2 separate regions of the Homo sapiens genome follow, and region 1 is linked to region 2. Evidence: chromatin contacts called from ENCODE Hi-C or POLR2A ChIA-PET data. All regions are on one chromosome and are shown on one strand. The core of a region is the stretch at or near the end of the contact, and the rest is flanking DNA. Distances in the headings are between cores, read along the strand shown.

Region 1 (3,450 bases), core at 406-2,905, 230 kb after region 2:
CAGTAGCTGTTTTTAAGATCACTGAGCTCTCAAACACTGGCTTTTTCTGCCTCACACTTTCTAGATTTGTAAGACTTAATCTGAAAATATCTTTGCTATTCATTATGTATAATTGTAGGGCTTTGGATTTAAAAAATCCTAATTCTGTTATTTCCCTGACAATAACAAATTATTCTCATCTAATTTTCTCTTATGTGAAATAAGACATACACCCTAGTTACTTCCATGCCTAATATGATTGACAAATCTATATGTTATCTGAATTGTGAATATATTTTCATACATATAGAAGTACATGTGTGTATTTCTTGAAATCTAATGGTCAATATACACTAACCAGTTATTTCTGGGATTTTGGGAACAGGCTTCTTTCTATACTTCTCTACTTATCTTTAAATTTTCTCTAATGAGCCTACTTTGCTTTTGTTTTACATACAGTAATTAATATATTTATAAATGTATGTATACTATATATTTTAATAAATTTATATAAGTATATGTATGTATATACATATGTTTTGCAAGTAAAAAAACTTTAGTAATAAATATCTACAAAGGCAAATTAAAAACTATTACATTTTTTCTCCCTCCCTTCCTTTCTACTGTTTCCCTCCTCTCCTCTCTTTGGTTTCCTTCCTTCCTTTGTTCCTTCGTTCCTTCGTTCCTTCCTTCCTTCCTTCTGTCCTTCCCTTCCCTCCCTCCCTCCTTCCTCCCCTCCCCTCCCCTTCCTTCTTCTTTCTTGCCCTTTCTCTCTCTCTCTTTTCCTCTCCCCCTTCTGTCTTCCTCTCCCCACCTCCATCTCCCTCTCTCTCTCCTCCCTCCCTGCCGCCTTCCTTCTTTCCAGAAAGTCACTAACCAGAATCTTTCACAGAATAAACTGTGAAACCTAGATCTTAAATGTACTACAGTAGAAAAAGAGATGAGATTTTTGAAAGATGATGGCTTGTCCTTGTCTCTGTACTTGAATCTATCTCAAAACAAAGATATAACTATTGTTTTTAATAATAATTTCAATATAGAGTGACCATCCTTGCCTACTACCCTGAAGAGAGAGAGCATTTACACATAAGACTGGTGGTTGCAGTAAACCCCTTTCAAGTGGAGTGGCCACTATGGTCCTTCCTCTTCCCTTCCTTCCTTTCATTCCCTTGCCCTTTCCCCACTTTCCTTCTCTTCCTTTCCTTTTTTCTTTTAAGGTTCATAAAATCTTGATTGGCCTCCTTCCTAGCAGCCAGGAGTTTGGGTCCCTAATAGCTAAAGCTTATATACTTTATTTTCTTCTTTCTCCAGATGGCTGTGGCTATGAATTTTACTCCCCATCCCAGGACTACCCCTGCTATACTGACACTAATTTTCATTTTATAATACTGTCTTCATCAGTCCATGCTATGCTACTAGTTTTAGTTATTATAATATTAACTTAATCCACAATGAAGGCGACAGGTTTTTTTGTGTGTCTTACTTTTTAAAGGGGAAATATTATCTCTCACTTTAAGGAAACTAACTTTAGCAACTCATTCCCTCACTTTTTTTTTTCTTTCAACTTGATTTGTTCAACTAAGGAGACCACATTTAGTACTTGCTAGCTGAGACTTCTGTTCTACAATTCTGAGTTAGTTCCTCATCCGTCCGACCCTCTCTCCCCGTGGTGCACTGAGTCACAATGTGATCACCAGCTGCATGTGCTGCTATTACACACAACACATTGGCTAGCAGAGGAGCCAGGATTCAGCCTTGGAAGTACTTTCAGGCAAAGGTGAAGACCCTTTCCCCACTCTAAGCATCTTTCAGTAGTTTAGTGTAGCTGATATTAATGTTATAAATGGTCATTCCTAATCCTGTCTCAGTTCCAGCCCAGATGGAGTTTTGATTTTAGAAAATCATTCAGTGAAATGTATTTCCTGTGCCTGGTAGTCATTGATCACTTACCAAAAAAAAAGGGGGTAGTGGGAGACTAAAAATAAACTTATGATAATTCACATACACTTAACCTTTACTGACTAATACCAAAAAGGGAATGAAGCAGGCTCTGCTGACCAGCACTTGCAGATGGATTCCAGGAACGTGGCTAGAGCTGCCAAAGCCATCGCTGAATCCTGCCAAAAGCATCCCAGGGGATTTTACTAAGGGTGGGGAGAGCAGGGAACATGGAGGTGTGTGTGTGAATTTGTTTTAAAACTCTCTTACTCAACACTGAGCAGTGGGAAGAACACTGGGAAAAAAGGTCGGAAAGTGACATTCTAGACTGGGTTCCACCCAATCTCTATGACACTGGAAAAGTAATGTGTCCTCTTTGGAACTTCAGGTATCATGTGAACAATAAGGGTGTCATATTAAGGTCTTAACATGTTGAAATGTTAAAAACATTCTGTAATTACTTAAATTATTTCAAAACAGAAAGATCATACATGTTCATCATGTTTCTGTGTTAACTGGACAAAACTACACTAAAATTAAAGAGCAATAAAAGCAATCGTGTTAAAATTTTATTTTTAAATATAGTACTTCTAGTAACTGAATATCTAACTTTATTAACAATTCTAAATCTCGCTTTTTTTTTTTTTTAAACCCCAGTGAGGCTGGGCACCGTGGCTCACACCTGTAATCTGAGCTCTTTGGGATGCTGAGGCGGTATGATCCCATGAGCACAGGAGTTTGAGACCAGCCTGGGCAACATAGTCAGATCCTGTCTCTACAAAAAGTTTTTTAAATAGCCAGGATTAGCCAGGCATGATGGCATGCACTTGTTGTGTCAGCCACTCTCATTGGGGGTTGGGGGGGTTGGGGGTGGGCTGAGGTAGGAGGCTTGCTTGAGCCCAGGAGGTAGGAGGTCAAGGCTACAGTGAGCCATGACTGTATCACTGCACTCCAGCCTGAGCGACAGAGCAAGACCCTGCCTCTAATTAAATAAGCAAATACACACACACAACACACATATATAAAATAAAATAAAAACCCCAATGTGTTAAGATCTCAGGTTTAAACCTCGGCTTATACAAACCATAGTACTACCGTGCAATAACTGAATTGACAAGGTACCAACACCTATTTTAACCAGAAAAATAACATAATTGTGTTATATTTTCCATGAGAGTCATACTCTTGAAATTAAGTATTTTCTCAATAGAATTGTTTCTCAATTAAAAAAAAAAACTTACTCAAAACATTTAGTATTTAATTATAATTATAGGCAGATAAAATTTATAAAAGATTATCAGTAAGATCAAGAACCTCTGCCTCTTTAATCATGTTTTTCTCTACCTTTTGCTGGTCTCTTCCTGATTTTGATGACCTCATTGTCTATACGAGTATTAAGACATTTGGGGTAGCTTTTTATGTTGTGTACTTTCTTTCCTTCTCCTTATGAGATGGCTGACACCTTCTAAAGGATTCAGAGAGTTTCCATCTTATTGAAAGGTCCTTATGAAAATTCACTGGTAGTGTTCTCAG
Region 2 (3,713 bases), core at 460-2,959:
TACAGCTAATAAATATAAAATCTGGATTTAAATCCGGATTTACTCCAAAATATGTGAATACCTCCAGAGATAACATTGAAGACAAATAGAGACAATGATGCAAGTTCATAAACCATGGAAATTTCTGGTAGAAAATGGTAGATGGGCCCCAGAGGAATACAGAGAATGTGTACTATGGGATTTTAGGAAGGGACAAGATCATACATTATGAATTACTTCATATCATAATTCGTTAACTACGTGTTTATCTGGCTCCTTAAGAAAGAATAAAAAAAGCTAGATAATCATATGAAACACATTATGCATAACTCAGTTTTTTTCTTGTTCTTCAAACTTCTGTCAGGTTAGTGCTCTCAATATCTTCATTTGGTAAGTGAGATGAGGAGATGAAGAGTAGTTAGGGTCATAGTGCCCTGATCATACTGAGTTTTCACCTAAATAGGAATTTCAGTGCTTTGGGTCATCTATTTTGTTCCCCTCCTCCCGGCCTACCCCCCCATTATATTGAGCTTGAGACTTTTAACAGAGATAACTTCTGACCACGCACAGATCAGCACAAATGCAGATGTGAGCAGCTAGAATTTGGATGCTGCCAAATTGTGATGACTGCCACATGTGTGAAGCTAAAGCTTAGCACCTGATGACCCACTGTGAGTGTGTGGGGGGGCCAGAAGAGTGAAAGGCAGGTCAGAGATGGAAGACGCCTCGGAGTTTCTCAATGGCAGTACCTTCACCTTGCAGATGCAGAAATGGAGGTGGTTAGAAGGGGTAAGACTTACTAAAATTCACACAGCAGGTTAATGGCTCTCTGAGAATAATGGCAAAACAAGAACAAGGCTTTATACCAGCAATCTACAGTAGTATCTACTTTTATTTCCTACCTTTCCGTTGGCATATACTCACACTGATAGGCTTGACAGGCAGATAAACCTGTATTTGAAGGTCAGCAGGATTAGTTGTGTGGCCTTGGATAAGTTACTTGATTTACTTGGGTCTCAGGTTTGTTGTCTGTAATAGAAACCATACCCTTTTTCTTTTCTTTCTTTCTTTTTTTTTTGAGATGGAGTTTTGCTCTTATTGCTCAGGCTGGAGTGCACCGGCATGACCTTGGCTCACTGCAACCTCTGCCTCCTGGGTTCAAGCGATTCTCCTGCTTCAGCCTCTGTAGTAGCTGGGATTACAGGCATGAGCCACCACGCCCAGCTAATTTTTTGTATTTTTAGTAGAGACAAGGTTTCACCATGTTGGCCAGGCTGGTCTCAAACTCCTGACCTCAGGTGATCCACCTGCCTCAGCCTCCCAAATTGCTGGGATTACAGGCATGAGCCACCGTGCGTGGCTGAAACCATACCCTTTTAACAGGACTATACCAGTGTACTGTTCAATATACAGAAATACTATCACCCATCTGATTAATAATCCTTATCACAGCCCAATGAGACAGGCACAGATGTTCTGCTTTTCAAGATTCTATTTCCTAACTTCATCTTGACAGTTGTAAGTCTCTTGCTTCTCAAAGTTTGGTCTGAGGACCGGAAGCATCAGCATTACATGGGAGCTTGTTAGAAATGCAAATCTCAGATCATACTCTAGAACTTCTGAATGAGAATCTCTACTTTAACAAGAGCCCCAGGTAGTTCATATGCTCATTAGTGTTTGAGAAACATTCACTTCGGCCCTCGCCCTATTTCAAGGCTATTGCTGTGGTGTGCTGACAATGCCTGGCATGCTGCCAGCATTCTTGGGGCATGCTGTACCATGCCTTGAGATAGCGGGGTCCGGGGGGCGGGGATGCTGTGAAGTCACTCCTTGGGAATAATGGAAGACTGGGTTGAAGGGATCCAGCAGGCTTTATCTTTTTAACACCCTTCATTTCCTTAGAAGTTACTATTCAGAAGGGGTCAAACTGGGATTGGATTCTAAGTCTTTCTGATCCAAAGTCCATGTTCTTTTCATTAAACCACGATGTCTCAGTCAAGAGGAATGCTGGGTTGTGGGTGATAACTGTTCATTCCCTGTAGTGTGAATATTTCCACACTGGCTGCTTTACCCTATTACTCAATTCCTAGAGGGGAAGAATTTTTTTAAAAAAATTTAAAAAGCCTGAGTTGAAAGCCAGGATCCTGCAGCTTAATCAGTTATTTTTGCTTTTTAATGAGGGTGACTATTGTGAAATAAGTAATTATTAATTACTCAAAACTAATGAAATATTTTAGTTTCCTTGCTCAAAAAGCATATGGATGCTAAAAGAAAGCATATGGGTGCTTTCTGGGAAGCATATTGGTGAATGGACAAATTACAGTGGTGCCAATATGCCTTTGCTGTCTGGCTGGGGCCATCAAAACGTGTGCTGGCATCTGAGTCCTCGTGTGTTTAAAGGGATTTTTTAAAATTCCCATTTGATAAGTGCCTGGGGTTGCCTCTGGAGTTACACAGCGCTGTCTCATCAATCTTTCTGCCATGCTTTCACTCAGACATTACTGGCTGAGTATAAACTCGGTATAAACCTTTGCTGTAAGTAGCTTCTGTGGCTCTTTCTTTCCAGATGCCTCCTATCCTCTGCAATAGGTTCAGTGGGCCTGCCCCATGGATGGCACGTATGGAGACTTTGTCTATACAACATTTTACCACAGTGGTAAAAGCAGTAGCCGAAAAGGTGGCAGCACTGAGACCTGTTTGCTCCATCAGGGACTCTGTCTGAGGCCCTCGGCCAGCTGTTGAATTGCTGCACTGCAAATTTCTTACTTGTAAAACTGGAATGATAATACCAGTGCTCCTGAGCTCACAAGCATGCTGTTCATCCAATTTGCAGTCCATGCCCTTTGCTCTTCCTCTCCTTTCCTTCATGCCTCTTCTCCTTTGCTGCACGTTCAGCTGGTCTAGTAAAAAGCTTGATGGATTTGGAGGTGGCTGAAACCATTTTGCTTGCTCTGGGGATTGCACACTTCTGAGCTTGTCAGAGGCAGGCAACATGGCATGTTTTAGAAGATACTTGGCTGAGTGTCCACGAACTGTGGCTCTCAGACCAACGTGACTTAGTAATCATTTACTCAACACCTACAAGCAAGGTAGCTTGCTAAGAAATTGAAGGAGGGAGCTGGCGGGTCTGTGGAGGTGAGTTTGATTCAGGGCCAGTCAAGACTTGGTGTGATGTGTGAGCTCAGTAATTATACTTTGAGAGAGACAGAATTTGGAGAACTCTTTCCTATTGGAGGTTTCTTATAGAACTAGGGACAAGAGCTGGCTTTGAAAGATTATTAATTGGACTTTGATAAGATATTACAAGGATTTGAAGAGTAAGTCTCTGTCAGGCAAAAACCAGCTTGCAGTGGGACTCGGAAGCAGGCAAATATCAGGCATGGCTGAAGAACTGGGCATCAATCACAGACATGTGTAGCTGAGAGAAATCACTTCCTTTTGGTGAACCCTAGACTCTATCTGCAAAATATGAGCTTTGAACAAGATAGTTCTCAGGAAGCCTCAAGAACTCTAGCTGAAATTCTACAAAGTCTCTTATCACACAGCCAGGTTATCCACTTAGCAAAATCCTGGCACTAGAATAGCAGCAATGGAGCAAGGCCTGGGACCCAGGTGTCCTGCCTCTATTTTATATTCTTCTTACTGTCCACAGAGCATTATGATGAAGATAGGTGGGGTGGACATTATTATTCTAGTTTTTAATGTATGAAACATAGGATGTTAAGGGAATCTAA

The links. A loop is a pair of places that touch in the nucleus more often than their neighbours do. ChIA-PET counts read pairs that join two places held with the same protein, here RNA polymerase II (POLR2A). Pooled maps may share reads with other maps.
Region 1: a loop to region 2 is called in a map of cardiac septum, with 2.2 times the contacts of the local background. The contact joins two enhancer-like sites. A Hi-C loop is called at or near these places in 2 of 168 maps with a recorded cell type or tissue (cardiac septum and heart left ventricle), 1 of 37 single-sample maps with no recorded cell type and 13 of 50 pooled maps. POLR2A ChIA-PET finds 5 or more read pairs at or near these places in 1 of 52 experiments (activated CD4-positive, alpha-beta T cell).

Annotation. Positions count from the first base shown.
Region 1 is chr3:188,577,101-188,580,550 of GRCh38, forward strand. All of the region lies in intron 6 of LPP (LIM domain containing preferred translocation partner in lipoma), which reads left to right. Among named protein-coding and RNA genes, the nearest start is that of LPP-AS1, 10 kb to the left of the region's middle. Within about 2 kb of position 1,656, at least 14 of the 41 ENCODE cell types and tissues checked have a DNase peak (open chromatin) inside an H3K27ac peak, as active enhancers do.
Region 2 is chr3:188,347,107-188,350,819 of GRCh38, forward strand. All of the region lies in intron 3 of LPP (LIM domain containing preferred translocation partner in lipoma), which reads left to right. Among named protein-coding and RNA genes, the nearest start is that of FLJ42393, 170 kb to the left of the region's middle. Within about 2 kb of position 1,710, at least 22 of the 41 ENCODE cell types and tissues checked have a DNase peak (open chromatin) inside an H3K27ac peak, as active enhancers do.